Regions from separate parts of the Homo sapiens genome. Here region 1 is linked to region 2. A link is an interaction called in ENCODE POLR2A ChIA-PET data of the cell type or tissue named here. Cell type or tissue: PC-3. All regions are shown on one strand. Links, peaks and the distances in the headings refer to the core of each region. The heading gives the core; the rest is flanking DNA. Region 1 overlaps PROX2 (prospero homeobox 2). Region 2 holds the start of LOC105370567 (a long non-coding RNA gene).

Region 1 (16,033 bases), core at 5,499-7,998, 200 kb after region 2:
AGTATGTGAAAGTATCTAGCAAATAGATGGCGCTTTATAATTAGGTGACTAAAAACAGCAATTTGTAAAAACCCCAAATAAGATAACCTTATCTGAAAGAGGGGCTCAAAAAACTGACATTTGTGTGTGAATGACATTGCATAGGACATACTGTCCTTTAATCCTTAACAACCTCATTTTACAGATACAGAGATACCAGGAAGTTCCCAGGGTCACAACACCTGGAAACAATGGAGTTGAGCTTCAAGTCTTCTGATTGGAAACTTGTGTTCCTTTTACAATATACTACCAATACACCAATATAGTTAGTACATTTTATAGTTAAATTTCTGATGATTCTGGAAAGGGAAATAAATGATCAAAATGGTAATAGTACCTGTTTTGATAGAGGAGATTTCCTTGTGCCCTTTTTATATGACTACAGCTAAATTGCCCTTTAAGACAAACCCAGGAAACCCTAGCCAGTCACTCCTCACGTTGTGGGATCTTAACCCCGAAACAGCTACTGGGGATAGCTGGAAGATTTGAATATCTCTGGGATGTCACTGTCCAGTTTCGAAATAATTTTATAAATGGGTTTCTTCCAGGAAGGATCTGAGTCTCTCCCTGCGGAGACAGCCCTGAAGAACTCCTGTAACGTCAAGCTGGCAATTTCCAAGAAGCAATCTGGAACCTGCATTTCCAAAGAGACCCACAAGAAAGAAAAGACGTGAGGTTGGGAAGCACTGGTGCCAGAGCCCTCACTAGCGGGTGCTGCCTGTTTCTTGGGTAGTGGGCTAGGAGCATCCCTGCTCTAGTGGCCCCTGATTCTGCAACCCTAGGACTCCTCTGCTTCCTCATCAGACACAAACCTTGATAAGACAGCTCCAGTGAGAAAGCCCTGGGAGAAGGTGAATTAAGGACACTTCCTTTGTAGGAGGAGCTGATCTCGCTAATGGGCGACTTTTTAACTAAGCAGGTCAGAAAATCTTACTGAAAGTAAATCTGTGGCTCAAAGAGACTTCGGTATTCTTTTCCCTAGTACTAACTGTGGAAAGGAGTGCCCCCAAGCTTCTGACTGTCATACCTCATTCCACTGCCTTTTAGGGCTGGGTCTGAAGAGCTTACACTCCTGCTTTCAGAGCTGGTTGACGGGGGTGCTGTTCTAGAATCCTAACCCAGACTGGCACCATGAATGATGGGTTGCCCCACTGCCAAGCTCCAGACCCAGCTTGGCTTGGGGCTTGCTGCCACTGCAGGTCAAATGACCACCCTATGTGGAAAGATGCAGCAGTGCTGCCTGTCCCATACTGGCCGTGACCCCTTGAGCCTCAGAAAGGGAGACATGGACAATTTTCCCCACAGGTAGTCTTAGCTTTCCAAACATACTCTGACTCACCAGTCAACCAGTGGATGACCACAGTTCTTGTATTTTTTGGAGGTATCAATAAACCACTCTTTGTGATCACAGTCAAGGGAGAAGTCAAGAAGAGGGAAGTGTAATCTGTGACCAGATATACCCGGCACCTGCAGAATCAGATGCCAGCCTAACAGCTGTCAGCTGTGCATGAGGCAACATGCATCTCTTGATTAGGAATGTGCGCCAGTGACACCTAGGCTCACCTTTCACTGACGCTTTACCTCTGAGGTGCCACCAGTGTGCCTTCATAGGGATCCCCGAGGGACTGAGCTTGAGTGTTGTTTATTGTTATTTCCAGAAAGGATTTGAGGTGACTTGCTATGGAAGGCCCACTGATACATTTTCAAGGGAAAATACAGATAAGAATCAAATCATGAAAAGCATAGAAATTGTTGAGAAAACCTAGGCCAAGACTAGGTGCCACAACTGAGCTCAGCATTCAGTCCTGAGCCTCCTGGCACTAAGGCAAAAAGGTCAGGAAGTTATGTAACTTGATAATGACAGGGTATTCAGTCTAAGATGGTGTAACACCTGGCAGCCCTCTCACTAAGCTTCAGAATGAAGACTGGCTGTTGACTCAGTTTGCTGCTTCCACCTGTTGCCCAAGTGAAGATGTTGAGGCTGTAATCTTTGTGGATGATACAGAGATTGGCCCAGGCTGCCCTGGCTCTCAGTAACTTAAGGAGACACAGAAGAGGGATCTTTCCTAAAACTCGAATCATATAGGGAAGACACTCATCAGATCTCATGGGAACCCAGTACATGGTCTTACCTCAAAGTCATTTCCCTTGTTGTAGTGCATATTGAGAGCTTGAAAAAGTTCTGAATTGCGGAGAACCACCAGCATTTTGGGATTTGTGACACCATCTGAAATTGCTTGCCGGGCAGATTTTTCCATTTGGATGTAATAAAACTCACGAAAGTTGCTGAACCACTTGATCATCTGGGAGGTAATGCAGCGGTTGAACTGTACAAACAAGAGGTCCATCCAGTCAGACATTTGCCACGAGGTGCTCAGAATTAGAACTGTCTGCTTCCAGCTCAGTATAGGGGTTCATATACGGCTTTAACCAGCATTAACAGGGGCTTCCTTTAAAAAAAGAAGCGAAGCCACCGCTATTTTCCAAGCCTATTTAGTTATACTCAGAAAAATCTAAATTAGCTACAGTGCCCATTAGAACATAACTTTTTTTTGATATGCTAGATTTATGGGGGTTGTTTTACCCATGAAAAGCTTTTTGTGGTGTTTGAGTGGGACTTAGGGGTCACGACCAGTGTGGTGCCAGATTTTGCTGCACCCAGGTGGACTGCATGGCAGGCCTGGGGCCTTCCACTTGGATAAAGGGCCAAGGGAAGGGCAAGATGTAGGTCAGGGAGCAGTTTATTAGCAACTTTGAATTGTGGAATGAATTGAAATCAAAATCAGAGGTTGCTTCAGGGATCAACCAACCAACTGAATATGAGGGAAAGAAAAGCTTGAATGATGTAGACCAAAAGTATTAACAGCCCCTAACCCAACACCCAAAGTAAAAGAGGCCCTCAGAAACCTTTTATGGGAACAGGGGAGGTCTGGTCCCAACAATTAGTTTGATTTTCCTTATTGTCACACTTCATCTGTATGTACTTTCACTCAGTTTTGAACTATAGCAATTTGAACATAAATTTGACAGTGTCTGACACTCTGTCTCTCTCTCCCTCTCTATATATATTTTTTGTTGTTTGTTTGTTTGTTTTTGTGTGTTTTTTTTTTTTTGAGATGTAGTCTCGCTTTGTCGCCCAGGCTGGAGTGCAGTGGCGTGATCTCTGTTCACTGCAACATCCACCTCCTGGGTTCAAGTGATTCTCCTGCCTCAGCCTCCGAGTAGCTGGGATTACAGGCGCACGCCACCACGCCAGCTAGTTTTTGTATTTTTAGTAGACATGGGGTTTTACCATGTTGGTCAGGCTGGTCTCGAACTCCTGACCTCAGGTCATCTGCCCACCTCGGCCTCCCAAAGTGCTGGGATTAGAGGCATGAGCCACTGTGCCTGGCCTATATTTTATTTTTCATAGTGTCCCCAGCCAAGGCAGAAAACTAGCCAAAAAGGCCACTAACTAGTGTTTCTGTTTCCCTCTACTTTTCCTGCCCATGTGTTTCTGTTTTGGGGATTATCTACAGCTCAGTAGCTTAAGAATTTAGACAGCCAGCCTTTCTAGCCTAAAGTTATTCACGGTTATTTGGGTAGAGTCTCAGCCCAGAACTGGACATTGCTTCCATCAGCAACACTAAGGGGAGCTTGAAGTGCACATATGATGACCTAGGACTTGCCTCACACCAGGCAAAACACACTGCCTCTTGGGAGTTCTGCAGAAGCTGCCATTTAGTTGAGTGACTTTACCTGAACATCAGGAAAATAAACCTTCAGGAGGTTGGAGCTGGGATATCGTGTGAAGAAAAACATTAGTTTGGCCTTCTTCAAGTGACCAGGGTTTAGACCCTCCTGGATTTATCTCAGTGTCAAGGAAAATGAACACTTTAAAATGCCAGTTTATCAATTAACTAGTGAATTCCTTGTTCCTGTGGTTTCTATTTGATTTCATTTTGTTTTTCTGATTGGAATTGTGTATTTGCTCCATTTTTCTGTCTCTGGAAACTCTGGTCAAATAAGCTGGATGACATATGTGCACAGTTAAGTCACAGAATGTAAAAATCATCTCGATGTGGAAAAGTTATGTAGCATAGATGATGTCAAATACAGGTTGGTGTATTTTGTGTGTGTGTGTGTGTGTGTGTGTGTGTGTGGTGTCTTAGATGTCAAATACAGGTTGGTGTATTGTGTGTGTGTGTGTGTGTGTGTGTGTGTGTGTGTGTGTGTGTGGTGTCCAAGTGGGATGGGAAGAGATGGCAATTCTATCCCAGATAAACCATTTCAAAACCCCAAGCAGAGATTTACTTCCCCTCTCTGCCTCAGTTTCCTCAGCTGTAAAACGAGAAGAGTAAACTAGGTGGTCCCCATTCTGGCTGTCACTCTTATCATTGCCTTCACAGTGTTGCCTTTATAACCAGCAAACATCTAAGCAGGCTGAATACCAGCTCATATTTTGCTCTTGCTCAAGAAGCTTGAATGGTTGGGTGGTACCCACTCTCCATTTGCCTGGCAGAACTATCCCTCATCTTTCAGGTCTCAGCTCAGAAGCTCCCACCTCTGTTAAACCCTTCCTTGCCAAATTAGGCCTTCCTTACCCTGGGCTATGAAGACTCTTTGTACAAACTGTTGCAGCGATGACCTTATTGGAATTTTTACTGTATGTTTGTCTCGTCTAGACTGTGAGCTCCTTGAGAGTGAGGACCTTATCTTTTCATCTTTGTGCCTAGCCCAGTGCTAGGAACATAGCAGGTGCTCAATAAATATTTGTTGTGTGAAGGAGTAAGTGAGTGAACGGTCAACCTTAATCCATACACATATATGGAAATTAGATTCCAAACTATACCTCACTCTGGGAACAGACAGATTCCTTCCCCTTTAACAAGAGTCGGAGAATTGTGATGTGACTGCCTAGCACTAGGGCAGGACGGAAATGAAAAAAAGATTTACACAAATACGCTTTGCATTTTTAGGGACAGTCCTTAGGCTGGGTGAGAAGCATTACACAGAGTAACCTGGGATCTCAGATCCGAGAGCTGTAGCTTAAGACAGTGAAGACTTCCACATAGGATGAATCTGTTTAACCAAAAGAAACCAGACCAACTGACTATGGTTATAGGTGGCCCAGGCACCTAGTTGCTGCACAGGAGATCCCTCCCTGCTGCCCCATCAGCCCCTACTTACCCTTCCTACAGATCCACAAATGCTGTGGAGAGAATCCTGGATTGGGATTCCAAAGACCCAGTTTCAGACACTGATTTTGCCATCTATTAGCTGTGTGACCTTGGGCAAGCCACTTAACTGCTCTGAGCCTCATTGCTAAGATGTGGAGTATAGTGGTTAAAGCTTGTACTTGGCCATCAGATCCCGGGTTTAAATCCTGGTTGCTCATTAGTGTGTCTTGGGACTTTGGACGAGTTAGCTCCCTTCTCTGTCTCTGCTTCTCGGATACCCGATCTTAGAGTGGATGCTTGAGAACGGTGAGATAATACAGGTCTAAACCCGTTATCTGAAATGCTGAGCCAAATGGAGTTTGGATTTCAGAATTTGTTAGCTTATAAAGATAATACGATGTGTGTACCACACATTAATTAACATCCACAGCTGAGACAGTGTATAATCCAATACATTAACATTTCTGCAGCAGAACGTATGACTATACTAAGTGGGATAAAATCTATTAATAGCCTCCAATCAGTGCAAGCCAGGTTTTGCTACCAAAAAAAAAAGATTGCATCATTCTTAGGGGGGGAAAATCATAGGGCCTGTCAAAGCTTTATGGGTTTCAGAATTGTAGCTAAGTGGTGGTGGGCACATATGTGTGAAGTGCTGGTAGCAATGCCTGCCACCGAGAAGGTGTTCTGTCAATGCTCCCCTCGTGATCTTCACATCTGCCCTACCTATGTCACAGGATGTCATGTGAATGTGAACGTTCTTTTTATGCTGTAAAGCAGCTTGCTCTCAGGTGGCTTTCATGGCCCACAGGAATAAATCTCTTGGAATATAGGCAGCAGGAATGAGGGAAGAGTTGAGGGGCCAGGGTGCTGCTAGGGGGTCCCAAGTCATTCCAAAGATAGTCAAGTACTTCACCCATGCAGCCAGTCCTGGCTTAGGTATTTCTTAGGATAGGCCCCAAACCTCCAGAAGCTCTCTGAGCCCAATCCCCAATTTAGGGGGCAGGAACAGGCACATGTAGGTGCTCAACAAATAGCAAATTCTGGGAGACTGAGGTGTTTTTGCAGCTGTCTGAATTTAATGGAGAGTCAACTAGTGGTTATCAAAGGCCCAGACAGGTAGCCTTTCTTATAAAGAAAATCTGTCTATGGTGGAATCTCTGCCTCCAAGAGTGGTGGCAAGTGAAGTGTTCTCAGCATTGGTTTTACAGTTGCTCGCTAACTTCCAGGAAAGCTTTGGGGTGTTTCCAACACTTTTGACCGGCAGGGGGCGCTCATGGCATTTAGGACACAAAGGCAGGTTCTGGCATGGTAATGAGCTGGTCCCACCCCATCCTGCTGCCCTCACAGTAGTTGCCAGGCAAAGGACACGACTGTTCCCACCTGGATATGCAACTCCATAGACTCATCAGCTTCTGGAGATTCCCCTCAAAGCTGCACACAAGAAGCAGCAGCGTGAGCACAGCTAGCTTAAAAAGCAACATCCAAAATATATTCTCAAGAACTTAAGTTCTGCAAGATGCTTGTTAGAAGTGGTCATATGGGTTTGGGGCTGTGTACATTCTCCTCTTAGAGCTTCCATTTACTCATGTTAAAGGCTCTGAGAATTCCTGCAGAAAAGAAACTATCTCAGTATTTCCCCAAGGTACTTTTTCTTCTAACTCAACAATTATTAATATCCCGAGGGTTACTCTGGGAAATACATTAAGAGAGTAGTGTCTACTTAAGGGTTGCAAAGATGATGCAATAAGATCCAGAGCCCTGCAGATCAGCCTGGGCCACTCAGGCCTCCTCATGGGGAGCCTCCTCTCCCTTCATATGCCCAGCCCCTAGTCTCCAGGCACTCCATTGCACCTTGGAAGTTGTTCCTTAAACTGGAGACCTCTGGCCGTTTCCAGCCACCTCTCTGGGTTTAATCCCCGAGGAAAACTCCTTTTCCATTTGGCCCAGAAGTTTCTTGTTCCTCATCTGCTCCCCAGGAATTATCTACACAATATAGGATTTTTGCTTGTAGAGCTATGGGGTTGGGGAGGCCATACCTTAGATGACGTCATTCCTTTGACCCTCTCCTCCTAAGTTTATGGGTGGCTGACAACCAAATTATGGATTCTTTCTTCCTTAGGGTATTCATTGTATTTCAGAAGCCTATTTGAGTCTCAAAACAAAACCCTTTTAGACCCAAAGGAATAAGTCAAGTGGCAGAACCCGATGGGTCATAGAAGAAGCTAAGTGAACCTTCCCAGGTCCTTAAATTCCAGAATGTGGTCACCACTATAAGCTGAAGGCCCAGAGCAACATTAAGAAGACCCTGAGTGATCTGTCCCCAGCTCCTCTTCAACTTTTAGTTTTCTTGTTTCTCTGCACAGTGTCAATGGTATTTTAAATTATTTATTGAAACATTGTCTCTCTCTGTTGCCCAGCTGGAGTGCAGTGGTGCAATCATAGCTCACTGTAACCTCGAACTCCCGGGCTCAAGCAATCCTCCTGCCTCAGCCTCCTGAGTAGGACTACAGGCATGGGCCATCATGTGCAGATAATTTTTTATTTTTAGAGATGGGGTCTAGCTATGTTGTGCAGGCTAGTCTTGAACACCTGTCCTCAAGTAATCCTCCCACCTTGGCCTCCCAAAGCACTGGGATTACAAGCATGAGCCACACTGCACCTGGCCAACAATGAGAACTTCAATTGCTATTAAAGGATATGTGGACCAAAGAGAAAGGCAGTGCCTCCATGACAGCATGCAGGCCTCTCTGTTCCATCTTCACCGAGGGAAGAAGGGGTAGACTTTCCAGATGGGCAGAGGTGAAAGGCAAGGGACACTGCTGCTGGCTCAGGACCAATGGTTGCGGCTTAGTAGTTCTCCAAGGTCGTAGGGCAGGCTCTGAGGAGGGGTGCCTCTGGGAAGATGAGTCCTGGGGAGGACTGCTACTCCAATGGCCATTGTTGTATCTATGACCCAGTAGCTGGCTAAGAATCTGATTTTCCTGGATGTGGGAAGGTGCAGTCAAGGGAAAGTTTGCTGGGGGATCCTGACAGGGTTTGGGGGTCATTCTTGGAGGGATAGGGTACCTAGGAGAATCTAGACGCTTGGCCAGTGATAAATTTCCTACTGGGACCCCAGCTTGTAGCTGGACCCTCCTGGGCAAGGCAGCCAAAGCAAGTGGATCTTTACAGGCCCCTCCCACAGGAGGTGAGGGCTCGCTTCTACCCTCTGCCACCTGCCCCTGGAAGCTTCTGCCCAGCTGAGTCAGGTGGCCTGGTGGATCCAATAGTACCTTTTGTAATACCGAGTCCACAGCCTGGGACACTGCCCTGGTCAGCTCTTTCCTCAGAATCTCTAGTGAAGCTGGTGCTCCAGAAGGAAGGAAACTGGGCTTCTCAGACTCTTGGTGTTTTTCTGCCCCAGAGAGGTCCTTGCTGGTACCTTGCTGGTGGTCACCGTCCACAACCCAGGGGCGAGGCCCACAGCCATTCCCCTGCTTTGCACTCAGAGGGCCTTTCCCCGTGCCACAGCCTCCTGGCCCCTGAGCTGTGTCCCTGGGCTTGGCAGCCTGTAGGATGTGCTCTTGCAGATGTCTTAGCTGTTGCTTCAGCAGATGAAGTTGTTCTCTCACACGAGGGCCCCCCTTCCTGTTGCCCTGGTCCCAGGCAGGGGCTGGCATCAGGAGGCCTTGCGGTGTGGGAAGGTTCTGCTTCCTCTTCCTCTCTCGGGCCTTCTTTGGGCAGCGTGGGCTGACCCCAGCTTGCGCATTGCCTGGCACCAGAGGATTCGGGGAGAGACACATGCCTCGGACAATGGTCTCCACTCTGGCCCTCTTTGCCTGGATGTGCTCATCACCAAACCATTCGGGGTCTGTAGGGCTGGAGCTGGGGACCTGACTCCAGGGAAACGGGGAGTCTCTATCCAGCTCTGGAGGGGATGAGCTTCTCTCGCCTTCCGTACAAGCTTCTGCTAGGTGGGAGCAGATCTGGGGCTGAGGAGAAAGCAAGATGGAGTTTGGATCCATCCCAGGCACTTGTTCAGGGCTTCAGGAATTCCTCCTCCTTATTTCCTCAGCTGGAAGTGCACCCAGAATGCGCTGGGCTTCCTCCTCTGCACTTAGAAGGGTAAAGAGCCACTGTCACTGAGGAAGGATTCAGATTCTGGGATGCCAGGGCTCATGAACCTCCTGGGCAGACTCCTGAAATTAGAGACAGGAAGAAAAGAGTACGTGTGACTTTGAACAGTCCTTTTAAAATGTGAATGTGCAAACATTCAACGCGGTCTCGTTAAAGTGTAGATTTCAATTCAGTAGATGTGGGGTGGGGCAGAGATTCTCCATTTTAAGCCAGCTCCCAGGTAATGCTGATGCTGCTGGTCTCAGAACCCCACTTTGAGGAGACTCCGAGAGTGATCTTACAGGGAGAAAAATCTTCTCCTGCTTGGGCATAACAATAAAATAATAATAATAATAATAATATCGTAGTGGCAGCCGCCTGAACAACTGGCATTATGCCAAGAACTCTACATCCATTAATTTAATTAATGTGTCATAACAGCTCCATGAGAATGTGGTCATGCCTATTGTCTACAGATAAGAAAACAAGATCAGAGAAGAAGCTACTTCCCTATGGTCATGCAGCTCGTAAGTGACAGACTGGGGTCAAACCAAGCGTTGTCTGATTCGGAGTGACTTTTCTAGTGACTAAGGGCAACAGAATCACCCAAGGCACTTCTAGAAATAGCAAATTCGGCAGGGTGCGGTGGCTCACGCCTGTAATCCCAGCACTTTGGGAGGCCGAGGCAGGCGGATCACCTGAGGTTGGGAGTTGGAGACCAGCCTAACCAACATGGAGAAACCCTGTCTCTACCAAAAGTACAAAATTAGCTGGGCGTGATGGCGGGCGCCTGTTAATCCCAGCTACTTGGGAGGCTGAGGCAGGAAAATCACTTGATCCTGCGAGGTGGAGGTTGCCATGAGCCAAGATTGCCCCGTTGCACTCCAGCCTGGGTGACAGAGCGAGACTCCATCTCAAAAAAAAAAAGCAAATTCAGGCCGGGCAAGGTAGCTCACACCTGTAATCCCAGCACTTTGGGAGGCCAGGGCGAGTGGATCACCTGAGGTCAAGAGTTTGAGACCAGCCTGGCCAACATGGTGAAACCCCATCTCTACTAAAAATAAAAAAAATTAGCTGAGTGTGGTAGCATGCGCCTGTAATCCCAGCTACTTGGGAGGCTGGGGCAGGAGAATCACTTGAACCCAGGAGGCGGAGGTTGCAGTGAGCCGAGATTGTTCCATTGCACTCCAGCCTGGGCGACAGAGTGAAACTCTGTCTTAAGAAAAAAAAGAAAAAGAAAAAAAAAAAAACACTGCCGTCCTAACTCTTGGAAAAATCAGATTACGCATTCACTGTTCAACTATTTATTGAACAACTATTTATTGAGCACCTGCTGTGTGTCGGGCCTTCTTCTGGGCTCATGGAGTGAGCAAGATCAGCATAGTCTGCCCTCCTGGAACAGGCAGTCTAGCAGGGAAAGCAGAGAATAAACAAACAAATATATTTTCAGTGTGTGATACCTGCTGTGAAGAGAAAGCACAACAAAGGGTTGGAAACTGGAGAGAGCGGTTGGGGAGAAGGAGGGAGCTATTTCAGGAAAGACTGCCTAAAGCTGTTTTATTCCCACAAAGCATCAAAGTACACTATACTCCAACCACGTCACTTGCTTTCTAACTAATAATAATCATTGAACTGGGCCGGGCGCGGTGGCTCACGCCTGTAATCCCAGCACTTTGGGAGGCTGAGGCGGGTGGATCACAGGTCACCATCCTGGCTAACATTCATGAAACCCCGTCTCTACTAAAAATACAAAAAATTAGCCAGGCGTGGTGGCGGGCGCCTATAGTCCCAGCTACTCGGGAGGCTGAGGCAGGAGAATGGCATGAATCTGGGGGGCAGAGGTTGCAGTGAGCCGAGATCACACCACTGCCCTCCAGCCTGGGCAACAGAGCGAGACTCTGTCTAAAAAAAATCATAATCATAGTAATTAAACTGGCAGAACTGATATTTTAACCAACAGGGACACTACAACGATACCCTGGATATGTTAAATTTGATATAAGTACTAGACAGACATCTAAATGTCAAGATGTCAAGAAAGCAATTGGAGACTGGGTGCAGTGGCTCATGCCTGTAATCCCAGCACTTTGGGAGGCAGAGGCGGGTGGATCACGAGGTCAGGAGTTCAAGACCAGACTGGCCAACATAGTGAAACCTTGTCTCTACTTTAAAAAATACAAAAATTAGCCGAGTGTGGTGGCGGGCACCTGTAGTCCCAGCTACTTGGGAGGCTGAGGCAGGAGAATTGTTTGAATCCAGGAGGTGGAGGTTGCAGTGAGCCAAGATCACACCACTGCACTCCAGCCTGGGTGACACAGCAAGACTCCGTCTCGAAAAACAAAAAACAAAAAACCAGAAAGCAATTGTAGAAATAAGCCTGGGGTTCAGTCAGGGAGATCTGGGCTAGAAATGTAAAATTGAGGGTGGTCAGCATGTGGCTGGATGAGGTCACGAAGGGAGTAAATGTAGACAGAGAAGGGAGGAGGGCCAAGGTCCAAGTCCTGGGACACAGGGACATGAAGAGGCTGGGGGCATGAGCTGGCATCAACCAAGGCAACTGAGAAGGAGCAGTCAGAGAGGCAGGGGGAAACCTAGGGGTGTGCGAGGTCCTGGCAACCAAGTGAAGTAAATGTTTCTAGGAGGAGGGAGAGGCCAAGTCACAAAGGGATAGTAAATTGGCCATTTGAATTAGTAATGTGGAGTCACTGGGAATCTTGATCAACAGTTTTGGTGGAGTACAGGGAGAAAAAAGCCTGATTGACGTGGATTTAAGGGAGAGGACAAGAAGAGGAGTAGGTGACATTGAATCTGACAACTCTTTCAAGGAGTTTTGTAAAGAGGACAGAAATGAGACAGTGCTGAAAGAGAAAATGGGGTCAAGAGAGAGTTTTTCAAGATAGGCAGAATAACAGCATATTTGTAGGCTGATAACAATGTTGCTGCAGAAAGATGAAATATGTTAATGTAGGCAAGAGGGGGAGAATTTCTGGAGCCATGTGCTTGAGTAGGAAGGAGGGGAAGAGATCTAGTGCACACAAGGAGGGATTGACTTTAGACAGGGGAATGCTCAGTTCATCCATGCAGCAAAAGGAAGAGCAGTGGAGGCACACCAGTACAGGCAGGTGGATAAATGTGATGGGAACTGGTGGAAATTTTCTTTTGATTGTTTCCATTTTCCCCATGACATTGCCACTGGTATTAATCTTCTAAAATGTAGCTAGCTCTGCTTATGCCCCTCTATGGAATCAAAGTCTTTGCTAGCTTCCTGTGGACTAGAAGGTTCAGATGTCTCAGCTCTTCACAAACATGGTCTCGATCTAACTCCTTTGGAGCCACTACCCTCAACAATTGCCTGTGTCCAGCTGTCCTGGACTTTGTGTTCACTGAACAGGCCAGGCTCCTTCCAGCCTCCGTGTCTTTGCATTTACATTCTCTTGGCCCGACCAGCCCTTCTCCCACTTTTCCACGGACAAACTCTTATTCCTCTTTCAAAATCCAACTGAAATGTCACTTCCTCTCTGAAGTGATCAATGCATCTTCCCCTTTGGTCTGTGAGCTCCCTCTTTGTGTTCCCAAGTAGTGCCTGACTGCCAGATGTTACCAGATGTTTGCTAACTCCATTGAATAAATTGTCCATAAATACTTCATTTATATTGATTTTTGTCTCCTCAATAGACAATACTTTATTTCAGATCTCTCTAGCACCTAGCATGGAGGCTTGTGCATGGAACAAAATCAATGCAGACAGAAAGACAGACGGGTAGATAGAGTCATTGAGGAGAAGAGCATAGAACCACTAAAGCTGCTGAATCTCCCTTGTGGGTTATTCAAGGTATTGTTTCTGAGGTTCCGTGTAGTCTGTGTGCTCCAGAAGACAGATCTACTAGGGTAACAGATGGGACCAGTGTGTTTAATGAAGCAACAATGAACAGAAATATCTTGAGGCCAGAAACTGGAAATCCAGCCAGACTCCACTGTGGCTGGGTACCCAGAGATGTTTACGCCCATGCAATCATGGAAACTCTGCCTCTGGGCTGCTGAGAAACAGGAAACCTCTGTGCTGAGGCCGGCGTGCTGCCCACAGCCCTTTATCTGGGTAAGTCTGCATGAAGCAGTGATGCTTTCTGTTTGAAAATTAGCTACTAGCACTCTCATATTCACTGATGGAGGTAGCAATTGTCATAATCCTTTAAAAATAGCTTTATTGCATCTCTTAGACGATGAAAGTAATGTAGGATCATTTTACTTCCCAAATATAGAAATGTATTAAGAGGAAAAGAAAGACACTCTAATGCCACTCCCAGAGAAAATCAGTTAAAATTTTGGTGTTCATCATTTTTGCCAAGCTCTTTTCTCCATGTACAGAGAAGTTTATAATTTCTCGTAATTATATATATATATATATATATATATATATATATATATATATATATATAAACAAAAATGGTATTATAGATATATAGTTTTATGCCTCCATTTTTAAATCTTTCATGTGGATGAATATCAATCTACAGCAACGTTGTGAAAGCTGATAATATTCCATTGTATAGATGTACCCTAATTTACTTAACAAGTTCTCCTTTGATAGATTCCTTCTTATATTTTCACTATTATAGAAGCATAGACAGGCCGGGCGCGGTGGCTCACACCTGTAATCCCAGCACTTTGGGAGGCTGAGGCAGGCGGATCACGAGGTCAGGAGATCGAGACCATCCTGGCTAACACAGTGAAACCCCGTCTCTACTAAAAAAAATACAAAAAATTAGCTGGGCATGGTGGCGGGCGCCTGTAGTCCCAGCTACTCGGGAGGCTGAGGCAGAAGAATGGCGTGAACCCAGGGGGGCGGAGCCTGCAGTGAGCCGAGATCACGCCACTGCACTCCAACCTGGGCGACAGCGAGACTCCGTCTCAAAAAAAAAAAAAATAAGATAGTATGGAGATAGATGGAGAACATAGACCCACAAATCAGACTGCCTAGACTTGAATCCCTAGAGCCACTTAGCTAAGTTTGTGACCTCTCCGTACCTCAGTTTTCTCATCAGTAAAATGGGCATAACCATAATATCTATGGTTATTGTGGAATTCACATCTGGATCCAATAAGTTAACACATGTTATATTTTTAGAACAGTTCCTGGCACTTACTTATTGCTGATAAGTTGTAGCTATTGTTATTATGAATAATATTGGGATTAACACTCCTACATATTTCTTTGGGGACTACATTTCTAGAAGTGAAAATATTGCATCAAAGGCTGAGACTACGTTAAACTGTTCTACTTCTTTTCCAACTGTCCTCCAGAAATGTACCAACTGACTGGGGGTAGAGAGGAGGGACTGAAGCAGAACCTTCAACTTTTTTTTTTTTTTTGAGATGGAGTTTAGCTCTTGTTGCCCAGGCTGAAGTGCAGTGGCGTGATCTCGGCTCACTGCAACCTCTGCCTCCCACGTTCAAGCGATTCTCCTGCCTTAGCCTCCCAAGTAGCTGGTATTACAAGCATGCACCACCACACCCGGCTAATTTTGTATTTTTAGTAGAGACAGGGTTTCTGCATGGTGGTCAGGCTGGTCTCTAACTCCCGACCTCAGGTGATCCACCCACCTTGGCCTCCCAAAGTGCTGGGATTACAAGCATGAGCCACCATGCCTGATCTCAACTTTTACTCTGTGTATTTCTATATTAATTGAATTTTTACAAGAATATATTCGTGTGTTACTTGTATATATATACTTTTAAATAGCCAATTTATGCTCCTACCAATGTATCTATAAAAGAACATACATCTCCTTATCTTTATCAACGCTGGGCATTGTCTTTTAAATCTTTGCCGTTATGGTAGGTGACAATGTTACCTCATTATGTGTATTTCTTTGATTCTCAGTAATCTTGCTCAGTTTTCATATATTTTTTGGAAATATTCATGGATTGTATATTAAGAAACTTAAAAATGTTTATACCATTTGAATCAGTGAGTCTATGTCTATGAAGTTAAGCCAAGAAAATGATGGCTAGACTCATAAATTTATGTCAAAGATGGCCATCCAAGTATTATTAATAAGAGTAGGCACTAGTTAAGGTATGGTATAATCTACATGATGCCATATTATGCAACCGTTTTGAAAAATAGTGTTTAAGTAAAGTTTATGTAACATTATTTTATAAAACTGGAGTGGGGGGGTAAGAGAAAATTAGATATTAAAAATACAAAGAAAAATATGAGGCCAGGTATGGTGGCTCATGCCTGTAATCCTAGCACTTTGGGAGGCTAAGGTGGGAGGATTGCTTGAGCTCAGGAGTTTGAGAGTAGCCCAGGCAACATGGCGAAACCCTGTTTCTCCAAAAAAAAAATCACCTGGGCATTGTGGTGGCTTGTGCCAGTAGTCTCAGCTACTAGGGAGGCTGAGGCAGGAGGATCACTGAGACCAAGAAGTTGAGGCTGCAGTGAGCTCTGATTGCGCCACTGCACTCTAGCCTGGGCAACAGAGGGAAAGCCTGCCTCAAAAAAAAAAAAAAAATACACACACACACACACACACACACACACGCCCATACATTATAGAGAAATAAATACATCAAAATGTTGTTTATGGGTAATAGAACCACAGGTAATTTTTTTCTCTATTTTTTCTTTTTATTTTTCTGAATTTTCTAAATTTTTAATGGATATGTTTTCAGTTTTGTAATGAAAAAAGGCAATCTTGCCTTTGTTAATTAAACATTTGCATGTATGGAGAAAG
Region 2 (16,033 bases), core at 6,818-9,317:
TTCCCAACTCAAATTCCTTTAGTCATACTCCCAAATGCCACAGCCACCTCACCACAGCCTGACATGAAGGGAGGTGTGACAGATAAGAAATCAGGGTGGAGACTGACTACAGTTAAATTTTTTTGGGAGGAGACAGGGTCTTGCTATGTTGCCCAGGCTGGAGTGTGGTGGCTATTCACAGGTGTGATCATAGTGCACTACTCTCTCAAACTCCTGGGCTCAATTGATCCACCTGCCTCAGCCTCCCAAGTGCTGAGACTACAGGTGCATACCACCACACCTAGCTATAGTTTTTTGGTTTTTTTTGTTTGTTTGTTGTTTTTACCTTAGCAAATACTATGACTTTGAAAAAAAATATGACCTTGGAAGGAACTCCTGTAGGTGAGCGGCCCTCAATGTAAGCCTCATTAGCTTCTCAGGAAACTGGCCTCTGGTAGCTGGACTTGCTGTGAGGCTTGGGCACATAATATTTTAAGGTCTGTAAGTTTTAGCCACATCCTGGGTGTGTGTGTAAGGGAGGAGGGTGGCTCAGAATTGTTCTGGGCTCTTCATTTCCTCAGTGCCCTTCAACTCTGAATCCATGTCAGGAAGACCCTGGCAAGACTGAGGAGGGAGAGCAAATGGTAACTATGGCCATAACTGACAGTGAGTTTGGCCCCTGAGGTTGGACTTAGTAGCAGGAGACATCAGTATTCCAAAAGCCCAATCACTCCTCTTCTTTTGCATTTTCCTTTAGTTTAGTCCTTTAATTTTTTAAACCAAAGTTTCTTCTGAAAAAATTCTTGGTTTGTCTTTGCTGAATGGAAGAGCAAAGGAATTTAGCTATACCCAGGTCAGGCCAAGGTCAGTACCAGTGGACGTGGGAGAGGCAATGTTGGAATTAAGAGGATGTTTTGTGATTTACAAAACACTATTCACATCCATTGTCTCATTTAAGCTTTACGTGCCCTCTGTCGGGTACACTTGTACGTTGTTAGAATCACTATTTCCCAGTTAAAGTTAAGAGCGACTAAGCAATTTATGCAGAGTATACACCTAGGCAGTGGCAAGTCAGAAATTTGAACCCAGATCTTCCAAATTCAAATCCACAACATAACCAAAGACAACTGTGGATAGTGGTTTACTATTGCTAACTACTAATTTTTTTTTTTACACTTAGTGTCAGACACAGTACCGGCACTTTTCATGAGTTCTCTTATTTAATCCTCATATCCTCTGGCACGAGCCAGGTTTGAAGGATGGGGAGGTAGCAGGGAGGAAGGACGGGATGGGCCTCATTCCTTGCAGAGTGCACAGAACAAGTAAAGGAACAAAGGCAGGAACGAGCTGAGATGGTTCAGACCACGTTCACTGAGAGCTGGTGGTGCTTCACAGCCACCGTCCTTGGGCCTCTGGCCTGGTCAGGTAAGCCTCCTAGAACCTTTCATCTTAGTAAAAATGGGCTGTGCCCATGGAAAGTGGCCTCTGGCTCAGCCCTGGAAGCAACAGCTGGAAGAGGCCTGTGGCCTGTCACTATCCACACGGTTGCTTCTCTGCAAGACAGAGGCCCGCCACGGTGAGCTGGTCTGTCCAACCAGCTCCTGAGTTGCCAGTCAAATGATGGGCTCGGCCTCAGCGCTCAGCTTTGAAGTTTAATGGGGATCCTGGTAGCCCACAGGTCTTGGCCAGATCTTGCCCTTTAGTAAGTGTCTTCTTCCACTTCCCATCAGGGGCCTGGAGCCTGGCCAACTCCCTGAGGCATCTCTCCCAGCTTATTTGGATTGAGGGATGGAGGGTGCCTCCTGCCCTGGAGAGGGAGGTGGAGAATGGAACCCGTACCCTGATTGGGAAACAGAAACCTCAGGAGGCACCAGGCAGCAGGACTGGACAAAGAAGTGCCGGCCAGACTGGCTCCCTGGGGTCCCAGAAGTCACAGACCTACACAATGTCTCCCTGGGTTAGAGGATGAACAGAACACTAGCAACTCTCTTACCAGTGTTCTCCAGACTTGTCTGTCCTGCCCCTAACTCCACCTCCTTTGGGCTTGTGTGAGAAAACGTGTCAGAGCCAATTTGACACCTACATCCATCCACTGGACATGTAATCCTGCGCAACTTACTTCTCTGTACTTCAGTTTCCTCATCTGTAAAATGGGAATAATGATTGTCTTCAGCTTATAGAATGATGTGAATATTAAATGAATTAACACAGACAAAGTGCTTAGAATAGGGCCTGGCACAGAGTAAGCATGTATTAGATGTTGGCTGCTATTATTATTATTATTACAAGAGTTCTGAGATTACTCCCTTAGGCCCCAGTATTTTCCTCTGGGGTGTTTTTTGTCACTTTCTGTCACTTAAAATGGATTGAGATTTTAGGGCAAACACTGGAGAAGCTTCTCAATTCCTCCTAATGGGCCTGCTGAGGGTGCCGTGGCTGACTGTGGGCACCGGCTTGCTGCTCCTCTCCTGGCCGCCTCCAGTTCCAGGCTGCTTTTGCTGCTCTGCCTCACTGGTCTGTTCGGAGTATCCACAGCTGCTAGCTGGAGAAGCGGTGTTAATACCTCATTAGCACCTTCGGCTGCTCCTTGTGGGCACTAATCACTTCAGTTTGCTGCCTCTGGAGTGACTCTGTGCTGCCTTTGAAAAGCAGGCCATGTGATGGCGCAGAGACTTCTCCAGCTGGTCCCAATTCCCTCCCTCAGATTGTTACTTTTACCCAGGAAGTGAAACAACTTACTGTTTACATTTTGTATACACACACACACACAAATATAAAATTTTTTAATAGATCAAATCCTTACTCCTTCATCAGGACCTGAAACTAAACCTGTAAGCAGCTTCTTCCAGAGCCTTCCTCTTCTTCCCCAGTCCACACCTGCAGACCTGCCCCTCACCCGTGCCACCCGCGGTTTGTACAGGAATCAGACAAGAAGGCAAGGGCCCGAATTGGAAGCAGATGTTTGGGACGATGAGTGAGGTTGGGGTGGAGACAATAGGAAGGACGTAGACCCTGCTAGAGCTGCTTGTTGCTCTGACATACCGCCAAGGCTCAGAAAAATAGAGTGACTGTTCCTGGTTAAATACCCAGCTGTTACTCGTGCCAAACTTTCCTGGGCCTCAATCCTCAGAGTCTCTGGCTCTGCTTCCAAAGTTCTCCATATCCTCATGCCAACCACTATCTTGGCCCCTTCTTCCCACCATGCCAAGCCCCCAAGACCAGCCATACCCCTAAAAGTCAGGACTGGAGTTTTACTCACCCCGCCCCACAAAGCTAACCCACGATGCCATTTTTTTGAAGCCTAAACTCAAGATATGGTCTGACAAAAGAGGTTTTGCTGATTCTGGGTGTGAGAGTCTACTGGAAGACATGGCTTGGACGCCAAGACCACAGAGTTTTCAAGGTTTAGAGGGATGATAGGTCAGAATTGTTAAACCAGACCACTGCGGAGTATGCAGATGGGTGGCTGTTGACTGCACCCACTTTAGAACATCTCCAGAGCTGCACATGAGCCTGCCAGGAGCCAACAGCACATTTGTCTACCCTGACTGTGACATAAAATGCTAGATCTATAGGAGAACACCCAAGTTTAATTCCATTGTTTTGATTTTTCAAGGAGACACAAGTTGGCATCATCATGAACAAGGTTTCAGAGAAATCCCATTGGAAAGAGAGGCTAAATAACTGGTTTTCTAAAGGCGATGGCCTGACCCAACCCCTATCCAGAGCTGTGATCCCAGTCAGAAGCTTAGGACATCAACTTTAAGATCTGCCCAATCCCCAGGAGGAATAGATGTCAGCTGCTGTATACGACAGAGAGATAACCAGGGACTCTAGTTTCCTGGTTTAATATTAAGGGAAATTCCACTGAAGCTCAGTGTTTCCACCCATAGTGGTCACAACCAACCAATTTCATGGGTGTTCATAAAATTGATTTGCCTTTTCACGCCTCTGAGTTTATTGGAAATGGTATTCCTTTGACTTTCCTCTGCCACACTGATTATAACCATAGCACAAACCCTTTGATTGCTATTAGTGTTGGAGATACCTCCCTCTCCCCATCCACTCAAGATTCTAATTTCATTCACTGAGCTGCAGGCTATTGGCCAGTTCCCTATTGCCAAAGTCAACACTTCCGGTCTGCTTTGTCTGGGAGAGCAGATTAAAGGGAGAGTGGGCCCTAAGATTACCGAGTCCCCTTTCCCAGGCTGTCCCAGGACCTGCCCAAGTGATGGCCTATTTATGGCACAATAATGCGCTTGCTCCTTGGGTCTCTTGGTTTGGAATCTATCTTTACAAGGGTTCTTTCTTCTCTGAAAATCAACAGGGAGAGAGTAACTTCCCTCTCTGTAGGAAGCTAGACTAATTTCACTTGTAGCAACAGCAACTCTATAATATAGAAAGTCTCCAAATACATAAAGAAATGCTCCCCACCAAGTAAACAGGAGAAACTATTGAAGGGGGGGACAGTGGTGATGGGTTTGGGTGCCCAAGCTTCAGGAGAAGGAAACTCTAAGGAAAATAGATTGTTTATATCTGTCTCCCAAGATTGTAAGCTTCTCAGAGGCCAGGATCACATTCTACCTTGTGTGTCCCTAGCTCCCCGCACAGTGCTTGATACATAGGAAACGTCTGCTGAAATGCAGAGCTGCACAGAACTCAAGAAAAAAAAAGGGAGGCTACAAACCCAGGGATGGAACAGAAATACCTGACTGGGAGGGGAGGAGGTTAGGAAATGAAATGACAACTTAGAGCAGGATTGGACGTAGGAGACCAAGCACAAAATGATGACACACACATAATCTTCCTCTTGCACAATAACACAACATTTTGTTTTCAACATAACATAAAAGCCATCAAAGGCTCTCTAGCTGGCTTGCAAATACTCTGATATCCCTGACTCTGCTAATGGGCAAACAGAGGAATGTCTTGGCAACTCCCTCAAGTGGGAGTTCTGAGGAGAGAGGAAACATTGTTGGTCTGTAGAAGAAGGGAAGATTCAGAAAAACTCCTTTATGTGCAAATCCATAATGCAGGTGAAGTGGGGGGTTGCAGAAAGAGCGACTTCACTCAAGAGAGTTACAGAAACCCCCTCACCCTGGAAAAGATACTATGCTTATGGTTTCAACAGAATAGTTTCATAGTATCTTCACAGTCTTGTTTAGGGTGTGTGTTGTCTCCCTTTAACTCTGGCATTCTTGAAAATGTTTGCTTCCTCAGTGAGATATCCACCAGGAATTTGGCCTTTGCCAAATGGTGCTATTTCATATGAGCAGAGTTTAGAGACAAAAGATTTATTCCAATAAGTCTTTTTCTGCAGACTTAATTACCAGAGATAAACATCAGGGTATTATGTAACATATCTGACCTCATTATTTCATTTGATACCTATTGAGTTTCCACCAAAGCAAGGATACTAAAATTTCAGGGCCTTTTTCCTCAGTTATATCCTCAAGGGTGTCTTGTATTCTTTATATAGAATTCACTTAAACTTGGAAGTCACTTTGCTCATTAGTTGGTAGTCTAAGGAACTTTCTACATGCAAAAGATTCTAAAGCCATTACTAATAGCTGTATCTCTTAAAATCTCTCTACCCTGCATGAGTAGGGCCTTTTCCCATAAATCCCAAATCCCCAAGTGACTGATAGGTAAGCCAAGGTATAAAGTGTTAATCTGTCACACACAGCATCACCAAGTGAACAAGGCAGAGTCAGCGAGCACAGTGGCCCAGTGCCTGGGCTGTTTCTTAGTCTAAACTAATCTGCTAGAGACAAACCAGAAATGTGGAGTTTGGGCTTCGACACGAAACAGACCCATGTTCAAATACAGCTCTACCACTTGCCAGCTAAGAAACCTTGGCAGTTACTTATCCTCTGTGTGCCTCAACTGTGTTTTGTGTAAAATGGAGAAAACAAGACATACCTTGCAGGGTTGTTGTGAATGAGACAATAAATACTAAAGCTCCTAGCATATGGGAAGAGCTAAAAAAAAAAAAAAAAAATGGTAGCTATTATCATGATTCAGTAATCAGGTGAATTAAAGGAAGTCAAGGTTCCTACCACATGACATAGGATTGAGATACAGCTCCCTCAAATACCTCTTCCGTCCTTACAGGATCATGCAAAGGAGGAAGTCTCTTCTGACTTGGTGTCTTCTTCATGAATGTTTGGGCCAGGTGTCTTGAGTACTCATTCTCTCTGGCCTGCCTGGACACGGCAAGGTGAAAAACAGAGTCACCACCCCCTGGGAATTTCCACACCAGTCATCGACTCTAGCATTCTCAACTGCCCCCAGACCCATACAGCCTCCTGCTACAGAAACTACCAGGGCCCTAAGTCACAGTCAGCATGGTAACACACATACTATATATAGGAAAACTTTTTTCCCAAGAACTCTTAAGTTATTAGTCGATTTTCTTAATTGGTTAATAGCATCATTTTGCAGGTCAGGAAACTGATACTGAAAGAAGGTTGTCTTGCCCAAAGTTGAACCACGGGAGTTAAAAATAAAAATATGAACATTTGGCTGGGCCCCATGGCTCATGCTTGTGATCCCAGCACTTTGGGAGGCCGAGGCAGGCGGAATACCTGAGGTCAGGAGTTCAAGACCAGTCTGGCCAACATGGTGAAACCCCGTCTCTACTAAAAACACAAAAATTAGCCAGACATGGTGGCACACACCTGTTATTCGGGAGGCTGAGGCAGGAGAATAGCTTGAACCTGGGAGGTGAAGGTTACGGTGAGCTCTGAGATCATCCCACTGCACTCGAGCCTGGGTGACCAAGTGAGACTCTGTCTCAAAAAAAACAAACAACAAAACAAAAAAACAAAAAAAATTCAAGCCCATCAATTCATGGTTTTCTATCCTTTGAGGGTCCCATTTTGCAAACTTGATGCAAACGTGTCCAACGGTACCTTCTTCGAGAAAACACCCAGTGACACGAGATGCCTATCCTGCAAGGAGTGCTGGAGGCCCAGGGCCCCTAGAGTCAGAAACATAGGATACAAGTAAATTCCTGTCAACAGGATGGACCATCTGGTAGAGGACATAATGAGGTTTATAAAGAAGCCTCCTCTCCTACCTCCAAGACTGACTTCTTCCTAGAGTCATACCTAAAAGATGAACTCCTAAAACCTCACTTGGAAATTTGCCTGGTTTGCCAGGTGAACCTGGTCTCAGGCATTCACAGCCATCACAGACTACAAAAGCCATGGTGGCCTGCTTATTATTGGGTATTCCAGGGAAATAGCAACACAGGCCTCATCTGGATAAACTATCCATCATCTCCCTGAAGGGAGGCTACAAGGGGAACTAGATGGGGAGTCCCACTCTGTTCTTGCAAGGTGACTGGATGCTATGATTCTGTGCTGGTGTGTCTGATCCCTATCCCTAGAGGTACCAACATTGCCACTATCCCATGGTTAAGAAGCTGCTGCTGGCTAGTATTGACAAGTCAGGGCTATATCGACAGCCTGAACAACTGTGCTAAAGCCACCTCTGATACCATATTGAAAAACCTACAGGTATCATTCCTTGACTTCTGGAAAGAGACTGTGTTCTCCACATCTCCTTCCAGGAATTAACTGCCCATCTTATAGAGACCACACCTGAATTCACTCCAGAGAACCAGGTCCCTGCTGTGGCTATCATAAAATGTCCTTATATGAGCAAAATTAAAGCAAACTAAATCCGGGAGGGGAAAAAAGGGATATTTATAACAAGGTATATCTGAACTCTAGGCAGCACCACTCTATTGGATACAAACCAAGGTCAACATGACCTGCAGATCTCTAAATCCACCCTCCTGTACTCCAAATAAAAGCTAAAAAACAAAAACAAAAAAAACTAAGCTCACCAATAACTTTGGGATAGCTGTTAGGTGGTGTGCAGACTCAGTATTCTGAGTTAGAAATACTAGCCTATTCCACAATTTTTGAGACATTTTAGTGCTGAGTCATTTTTAATACTACTACACATACATGATACTCAAGAATTTCCTGCTGACCAGCCTACAAAAACTGCTTAGGGTTTAGGGTATAAAAACAAAGGAGATCCAATTTGGAGTATCTGGAGGAAAAATCTTTACAGAAATAAGATACTTTATAGTCTTAGAATAATTAATCAGATTCAGCATCAGGAATCCAGACTAGATTCTCACAGGGCAATTATGGCCTCAGAAGACTTTTCAAACCAATTATGAGGTCTAGAAATTACTATGGAGAAACTGACCTTGGTTAGCTTCTTATCATGACACACGTGGGCTCTTTTTGCCCCTCTCCACTTTTTTTTTTTTTTTTTTTTTGAGACACAGTCTTGCTCTGTCGTCCAAGCTAGAGTGCAGTGGCGCGATCTCGGCTCACTGAAAGCTCCACCTCCTGGGTTCACGCCATTCTCCTGCCTCAGCCTCCCGAGTAGCTGGGACTACAGATGCCCGCCACCACGCCCATTTAATTTTTTGTATTTTTAGTACAGATGGGGTTTCACCGTGTTACCCAGGATGGTCTTGATCTCCTGACCTCATCATCCGCCCGCCTCGGCCTCCCAAAGTGCTGGGATTACAGGCGTGAGCCACCGCACCCAGCCGCCCCTCCCCACTATTAACGTGAGGACAGGCTGTTTGAAAAGGGGCCTGGTGAAATAATGATCATAAGTCAGGACAGTAGTTACCTTTAGTGGGATGGGACGAGAGTGTGCTCTGCAGTGCTGCAATGTTTTATTTCTTGACCTGGATGGTGGCTATTTGTGCATTTCCTATTACTCATAAGTTACACATGTTAATACCTTTTTTATACATACTGTGTCTCAAAATAAAAGAAAAAAGGAATTTTAGTATCCTGTAATACTTTTACTATTCCACATTATCTGGAACTGGTTTATTATGCTTGAAGGTCTATGTGAAGCCAGAGTAGAGGGAAGGAGCCCTTAGGGTTCAAGCCACTTGCTGGAGAACCTCGCTGTGGTCCTGACAGCGAAAACTGGGGCTGGAGAGAGGTTTCAAAGCTCTATCTACAATAGCTCAGAGGCAATAGTATACAAGAAGCTGAAGCTAGTATTTATGGAGTCATAAGAATGACTTGATAGGCTAAAATCACTCATTGGATCAATGTTCATAGTGACCTATTCAAAGCCACAACAGCAAGTGTATAAGATACAAATAACCTTAAAATGTACAGTTAGAAGGACAGAATTTTAAGACCTTTTTTGTTTTTAAGAGACAGTGTCTTAGCCAGGCACGGTGGCTCATGCTAATCCCAGCACTTTTAGAGGTGGGTGGATCACTTGAGCCCAGGAGTTCAAGATCAGCCTGGGAAACATGCCAAAACCCCACCTTTTCAAAAAAAAAGAGAAAGAGAGACAGTGTCTCGCTCTGTCACCCAGGCTAGAGCACAGTGACACAGGCATAGCTCACTGCAGCCTCGAACTCCTGGGTTCAAGTGACCCTCCTGCCTTGCAGTGTTCCAAAGTACTGGGATTATACATATGAGTCACTGTGCCTGGCCCTTTAAGATATCTCATATCACTCAGGAGCTTGATGAGGTAAGAGGAGAATGCACTGTTTGGGGTGGGGGCAAGGATCTGTTTTGTTTTGTTTTTAAATTCAAAAGGGAATTTTTTTAACATTTTCCAGATTGGGAACCAATATACAAGACATCATAATTACTTTCCCAAGAAAGTCAGGGTCCTTAATACTACTCCTTCTAGGCCCAAATCAGAGGTCTGTTTTTTTTCTTCTCTTCCAAGCTTACCTTTGTAAGCTGAAAAGAATCGGTAAGACTTGCCGCCAACAAACTTCTTAGGAGCAGTATTTTTGTTTGCCACTCCCAAACCCCTTGTGGGTGAGGGAGATGTTGGGAGACAAATGTGTGCTTAAATATGAAAATCAAAAGGCTATTTATCAAAGTGTTAACGGTGATTACCTCTGGATAGCAACTTACCTATTTCCCTTGTTCTTTTTCTTATTTCCAAATTTTCTATATTGAATTTCTAGGTAGTAAAACAACAATGAATTATTGTTTAAAGACTGATTAACCGGTTCCTTCTTCAGAAACTGAGCATAAACACTTGTCCTCGTCTCCCCATGGCTGAGACAGTGGCCCTGCCTGGCACCATGGACAGCAATCAGGGAAGGGTGAAAGGGCAAGAGTGGGACAGGCCAGGACTCCAGGTGTACACTCTACCCCGAGCCGACCACTTCAGGAGGAATTCCTGGGGAAATGCAAAATCATTTCCAAATCTTTTCCTTCCCCACCTTCCAGTCAAGCCATGAATCTCCATTTAAAGCAGCCACTCACTCCTTAGTTCTTTTAAACATTTATTTATCTACTGTACAAAATATTTACATCATCAGCTGCAACTGCCTGGCCCTTTCACCTGGCCTGACGAATCTGCAGCAGGGCTTGGTCTCTGCCAATTTTCCAGAAACATGCTGACACTCTCCTAGGTATTCACTCATGTCTGGTCTCCTTCAAAGACGCTAAAAGGCCAGAAGGGTAGCTGGCCCCCCAAGTACCTGGGTCACAAGGACATAAATAAAAGAACTGGCCAAAATAAGAAACACTAATAGAAAATTGCCCAAGAAATAACACTCTCTCATCTCTTTGACATATTGTACCTTTTCCCCACACTGGCTAGTATGAAAGCAGGATTAGAAAAAAAAAAAACAAAACAGTAAAAGAAAAGGCCCAAGAGAGCAAAGATACTTTTGAATAGAGTTCAGACAGAGAATAGAAAACCACAATAGTGCCAAAGGGTTTTGTTTAACAAAGACTGGTGCCTAAGGACCACCACAGGGATGCAGCTTCCCTGGTTGGGTTGCAATGGTGCCTAAGATGCTCTGAAAAAGTGCTATGACTAGAGCTTAAAATGACAGGTCTAGCCAAGACAATCAACTCAATCTCCAGGATCAGTCTCTGGAAGGCTGCCGGAGGGGAGAATTCAGAAAAGCGACTGCCAAAAACAGCAGAACCAGTCCACGTGCCCCCAGCTGGAAACCCCTTTCTGGGCCCAAGGGGCAGCATTATGTTTCCCAGGGTGGTGATAAACCTTCCGGTACATATCCCATGGGAAAACATTTGGGCAAGCAGCAGCACCTTGTCCTGGTCCCTGAGGAGAGCAGTGACCATGTGGCATGGAGGATCCTGGGGTATAGAGACCCTGATGCTGGATCCCGGACCCCAAGGATGAGTGAGGTCAGCACCCATGTGCCAAGAAAGGACAAATGATGACTGCGAAAGACTGAGGTCAGGCAGGAACTGTAGCAGCTCAGGAGGGCTTGTTCCTCATGATCCCTGCGAACAGGAGGGCTCAGACATGCTTCCAGGAGGCCAAGGCATTGCCAAAGTCCTGCCTTGTTTCAGGACTCTGTGTACTTGCTGGTTTTGGCAATAAAGATGGCTTGTAATATTCTCAGAGTTGACTGCCCCATTGGGAATGGTAGCTTGCAGCAAAGCCTTCTTAAAAACACAAATTTGGGAAGTCAATGAGATTTTGAATCTTGAAATTATTTTCAATCAAACAGTAATGAAAAAGGATGTTGTCATCTTCCAAGATACAGCAGCAGGTACTCTTCAATCATCATTCAACAGTGAACCTAATAAGCTTCCTCCCTCCTTAGTTCTCCTTCCTGATAACTGATGGAGCAAAGGGGAGTACAGGGGTTGGCAGGTGTTTACTGTGTAACATATCACCTCCATGTTCATCCCTAGTGTCCTGACGCCAAGGACCTGTGATAAGCACGTAAACTCCTAGTCCCTGTTCCTTTGTCTTAGTGCTGCCAGAGAACACCAAGCAGAGAGAGAATCAGGGATTGCTGGCATACTATTCTTACTGTTCTAATCTTTTGCTACAAAATTTTCTTCAGTAGAATGCTAAAGGATCCCCAGCTTTTAGCAGACTACATAATGGGGAAGTCAGTGGCCCAAGCCGGCCATACTTCAGTGCCAATAACAAACTCAGGGAAAAGCATCAGTAGTCTCCAAGCCAGCCATATGCCTAGGCATGCCCCACTCTGGAGGCTACAGCTCAGCTATCCTTCATATTCTTCAGTCTATCTGCTTTTCTCACTGGCTACAATTCAAGAAAAAGCTTACAGAGTTCTTCTTTGTGGATTAATAATCATTTCCAGAAATGCCCGAAGGGAAAGTGCTTTTTCCAGTTCTGACACCACAAAAAAATATTCTTTTTAGCAGTCCTTAGAGGCAGTCCAGTGCCATGGCCTATGCCTACCATTGTGCAGCGGGACTGCTCCTATGGGCCACCTCCTATCTGTCCCCCTCTCTCCTGGCTCCTGATGAGAAGAGGCAATCACCCCACCCATGAGAAGGACTCAAGTACCAGTCTGGTCAAGTAGTGAGGGCCAAAGAGGGTGTCTCCAAGGAGTATCAGCAGAGGGAGTTTTGGAGCACAGTGTGGATTTAAGGGTCTCCACACCAGTTTCCCAACAGGGCTGAGCCCCGTGTGCCATCTCCCTCAGCTACTGAGATCTTCAAAGGACCAAATAAATGATAGCAGCATGGTCCTCTTCTCATGACAGAATGAAGAGCTCAGCTTACATACCATGCCAAAGTGGCCTGTGGTAGATATGGGCAGGGAGCAGGTGAGGTAAAGACAAGGCTTGTAGGTGACAAAATCCTCCAGACACAGGGGAGCATGCGGCATCTTCTGGCTGATGGTTATGTGTGTTAGGATCAGTGGTTATGATGTCTGTAACTTGCGCCCAGAAGCTCCAGAGAGCATGGGAGCCAACTGGATGACAGGAGAGTGGTCAGAGCATGCCAAAGCCCTCGCAACCCTCGCTGATGGCCAGCTGCAGCATCCTGTGCACCTCTTCATAGGAGTCATATGTAGGGAGGCACAGCTGGTTAAAACTGGAAGGGCAAGGGAGAAGTGATTAACTCATACCACCAAAAACACTGGGCATGCATCAGGCGGGCAGATACCTACCATGTGTGTGCAGTAGGCAGCGTGCTATGGGTCGGAGCGGCAATAATCTGAAATGAGGGACAGAGGGCGGCAAAGCCTCCAGGTGGTAGCTGAGAGGAGCCTGTTGTGAACTGAAGTAGCCGAGCCAACTCCTCCTGGGTCAGACTGGAAACCACAGTCCAAAACCACCTCATGACCTGGCAGGGAGAGCACAAGGCTGGGATCACACACAGTAAACAAGCTAGGATTAGATCCCTGGGGAAGGAACAAGATACACTAAAGTGGGGCTGTGCCCCAGTTACCGTTCTATGAGGACACAGGGTAGGAACAGTTTGACAAGCACTTCAAGAATTTACACTGTCACATGATTAGGAGGGTAGTCACTGACTGTTGGTTCTCTTTCTTCGCCATCTCCAATTTACTACTCCTGTGGCAGTCAGCATGACAGCCCTTAGGGATCAGGGCTCCCTTCTGCCTGGACAACCACCTATCTTTCCCCATGCATCATTTTTTTTTCCCAGAAAACATATCAACTGCTTTGACTCCCCTACTTTTTTCTTCTTTTCCTTTCTTTTTTTTTTTTTTTTTTTTTTTGAGAAAGAGTCTCGCTCTGTCACCCAGGCTGCAGTGCAGTGGCGTGATCTCAGCTCACTCCACCTCCTGGGTTCAAGCGATTCTCCTGCCTCAGCCTCTCGAGTAGCTGGGACTACAGGCATGTGCCACCACACCCAGCTAATTTTTTTTTTTTTTTTTTTGTATTGTTAGTAGAGTCGGGCTTTCACCATGTGGCCAGGCTGGTCTCAAAACTCCTGACTTTGTGATCCGCCTGCCTCAGCCTCCCAAAGTGCTGGGATTACAGGCATGAGCCACTGCGCCCGGCCTCCTCTACTTTTTTCTTCTGAAACTTTTTCCTTATAACATGGCACAAATCCAACTGAAAGAAGTTTGGTCCATTTACCTTTTCTCTGAAATGCCATGAGCCACCAACAACTACTGCATGGGCTTTGAAGTCAGACACACTGATGTCTCCAGTCCCACACATCAGCAGCTGGAAAAAGATGGTAAGGTGTTACTATGACAGTCAGAGAGACAAAGACCCAATATAAGGTCAAAATTACCTAAGTTAACAGGCAAAATGTAGAAGAAAACATTACCAGGAAAAAGACAGAAGGTGAGGTCATAATGCCAGAATACTGCTTTAGGAAAATCAATTACATACAACAGGGCAATAGTTGCTAACCAGTGGGTAAAAAAAAGATTCACATGGCTTTTAAAATATATATTTATACAAGTGTTGGTGGCCCTACCTGGGACCTCTAAATCTGAATCTCTCGGAACAGGTTATGAGCTTATACAGGAAGAAAAAAAATTGCTCAGGTATTTCTTTCTTTTCTTTTTTTTTTTTTTTTTGAGACGGAGTCTCACTGTCTCGGCTCACTGCAACCTCCACCTCTCCACCTTGCATGCTCAAGTGATTCTCCTGCCTCGGCCTCCTGAGTAGCTGGGATTACAGGCGAGGTATTTCTGATGAACACCCTAAGAACTGCTACTATGGATTATTTTTAAATGAAACAAAGGACAAAACACACACACACAAACTGTTTCCTGACAGTCTGCTCTAAACTTAGCCTGGGAATATCAAGGAGAAAAGGCAAGCTGTTTCCCCAAAATCCCCAGGCCCATTTATGAATTTGTCAATGACCTTTCCTTTTTCTTAGGATGCATTCTTTTGTGGATTGAACTTTTACTACCTTCCCTTCAGCTTCTGCCTCTACTTGATCAGATACATTTAAAAGTATGCCAAAAAATGAGAACATTAATGACATCAGAGCCTTAAACATCTTGTTAATGTCCTAATTTGGTTCAGGATCCAGCATGTTACTTAGCAGACTGCAAGTACTCATCCAATAGCTATAAAGAATAATACATTCTAACCAGAGACAAGAAGAGCCCAAACTGAGCCTGAGAAGCCTTGGCTCCTTCAAAAAGAACTTGCTAAGCTGACCAGGAACTAAGAGCAGGATGTGGAACAACTGTAAGAGACCATGTCCTTCCTTTCTACTTACTTCTACAAATTGTTACAAATGCTTTGCTTCAAAATGTAACAAAATTTACCAGTAGTTATTCCTCAGCCCAAAAAATAACAGTGCTAGGTAACAGGTTTATCAGAAACTTTAGGCTGAGCTGTGGAGAGTTCATTTTGTTTGGATTTCACATCTGAAGATATAAAACATGAAAATTACAGAAGATTTTGATTCTTGTTCTCAAATCTACTTCAGTTAATAGAAATAAGAATTGGGCAAGACCACCTAAAATTACTTTTTCCCCCATTTTAAAAGAAAACCTTCCTCCCTAAAGAAACGTTTGCAGAAAGACACTCCTCATAGAAACTACGGGAATTTATAACTAGTAACTTGCACTGCACCATTTTGTACTGATGTCTCATCTGTGAGCAACAGGCCACAACAAATTGATGTTATTCTTTGCCCACACCTGATACGGACTTCAGTTCTGCATAGAATGGTATTTACCATCTTAGAGCCATTTTTTAGTTGTTACAGGATCTGAAATAAGAATGAATTTACTATATAAATAAAAATATATACTATATACTGTTTTGGTCTAATGCTTTTGAAATATGATCTCATCTTTTGGTTTGTTTCCTTCACTTCATTAGAATGTAGCCCATGAGGGCTGGAACTTTGTCTTATTCGTTACTCTCTCTGCAGTGCCTCAGGAGGCACTCAATATATACCTGAAAAAATAAATTCTATTACTCCCTTAAATGTCATAGGATTTTATAGACGGTACATGATATTAACATTCTTTACTACTCATTGATTTTTTTTTTTTTTTTTTTGAGACAGAGTCTTACTCTGTTGCCCAGGCTGGAATGCAGTGGTGCGATCTCGGATCACTGCAACTTCCGCCTCCGGGGTTCAAGTAATTCTCATGCCTCAGCTTCCCAAGTAGCTGGGATTACAAGCGTGCATCACCACACCCAGCTAATTTTTGTATTTTCAGTAGAGACGGGGTTTCACCATGTTGGCCAGGCTGGTCTCGAACTCCTGACCTCAGGTGATCCACCCACCTCAACTTCCCAAAGTGCTGGGATTACAGAAGTGAGCCACCA

The links. Peaks named below come from ENCODE experiments on the same cell type or tissue, not always from the same donor. Only the 100,000 strongest peaks of a DNase experiment are listed, where the experiment ranks them.
Region 1: POLR2A ChIA-PET joins it to region 2 with 9 read pairs; 2 of 35 experiments call an interaction of 5 or more read pairs at or near these places.

What each region holds. Positions count from the first base shown.
Region 1 is chr14:74,854,630-74,870,662 of GRCh38, forward strand. It overlaps PROX2 (prospero homeobox 2), which reads right to left. Exons shown (of 6, transcript NM_001243007.2): 3 at 7,901-9,379; 4 at 3,778-3,885; 5 at 2,172-2,366; 6 at 1-673. The coding sequence starts at 9,205. The coding sequence ends at 503. It overlaps LOC124903348 (a long non-coding RNA gene), which reads left to right and starts at 3,877. Exons shown (of 2, transcript XR_007064269.1): 1 at 3,877-4,137; 2 at 4,204-4,806. RefSeq lists an enhancer at 52-1,251. In PC-3, for the core only: a CTCF peak has its summit at 6,472 (motif pointing right); a DNase peak (open chromatin) is centred at 6,492.
Region 2 is chr14:74,650,978-74,667,010 of GRCh38, forward strand. AREL1 (apoptosis resistant E3 ubiquitin protein ligase 1) reads right to left here. Exons shown (of 20, transcript NM_001039479.2): 18 at 13,859-13,948; 19 at 12,922-13,097; 20 at 10,279-12,845. The coding sequence ends at 12,743. LOC105370567 (a long non-coding RNA gene) reads right to left here and starts at 6,547. Exons shown (of 2, transcript XR_007064268.1): 1 at 6,077-6,547; 2 at 1-2,521. It also overlaps the pseudogene LOC100419503. In PC-3, for the core only: no CTCF peak of the experiment used is centred there; no DNase peak of the experiment used is centred there; H3K27ac peaks cover 1,293 bases.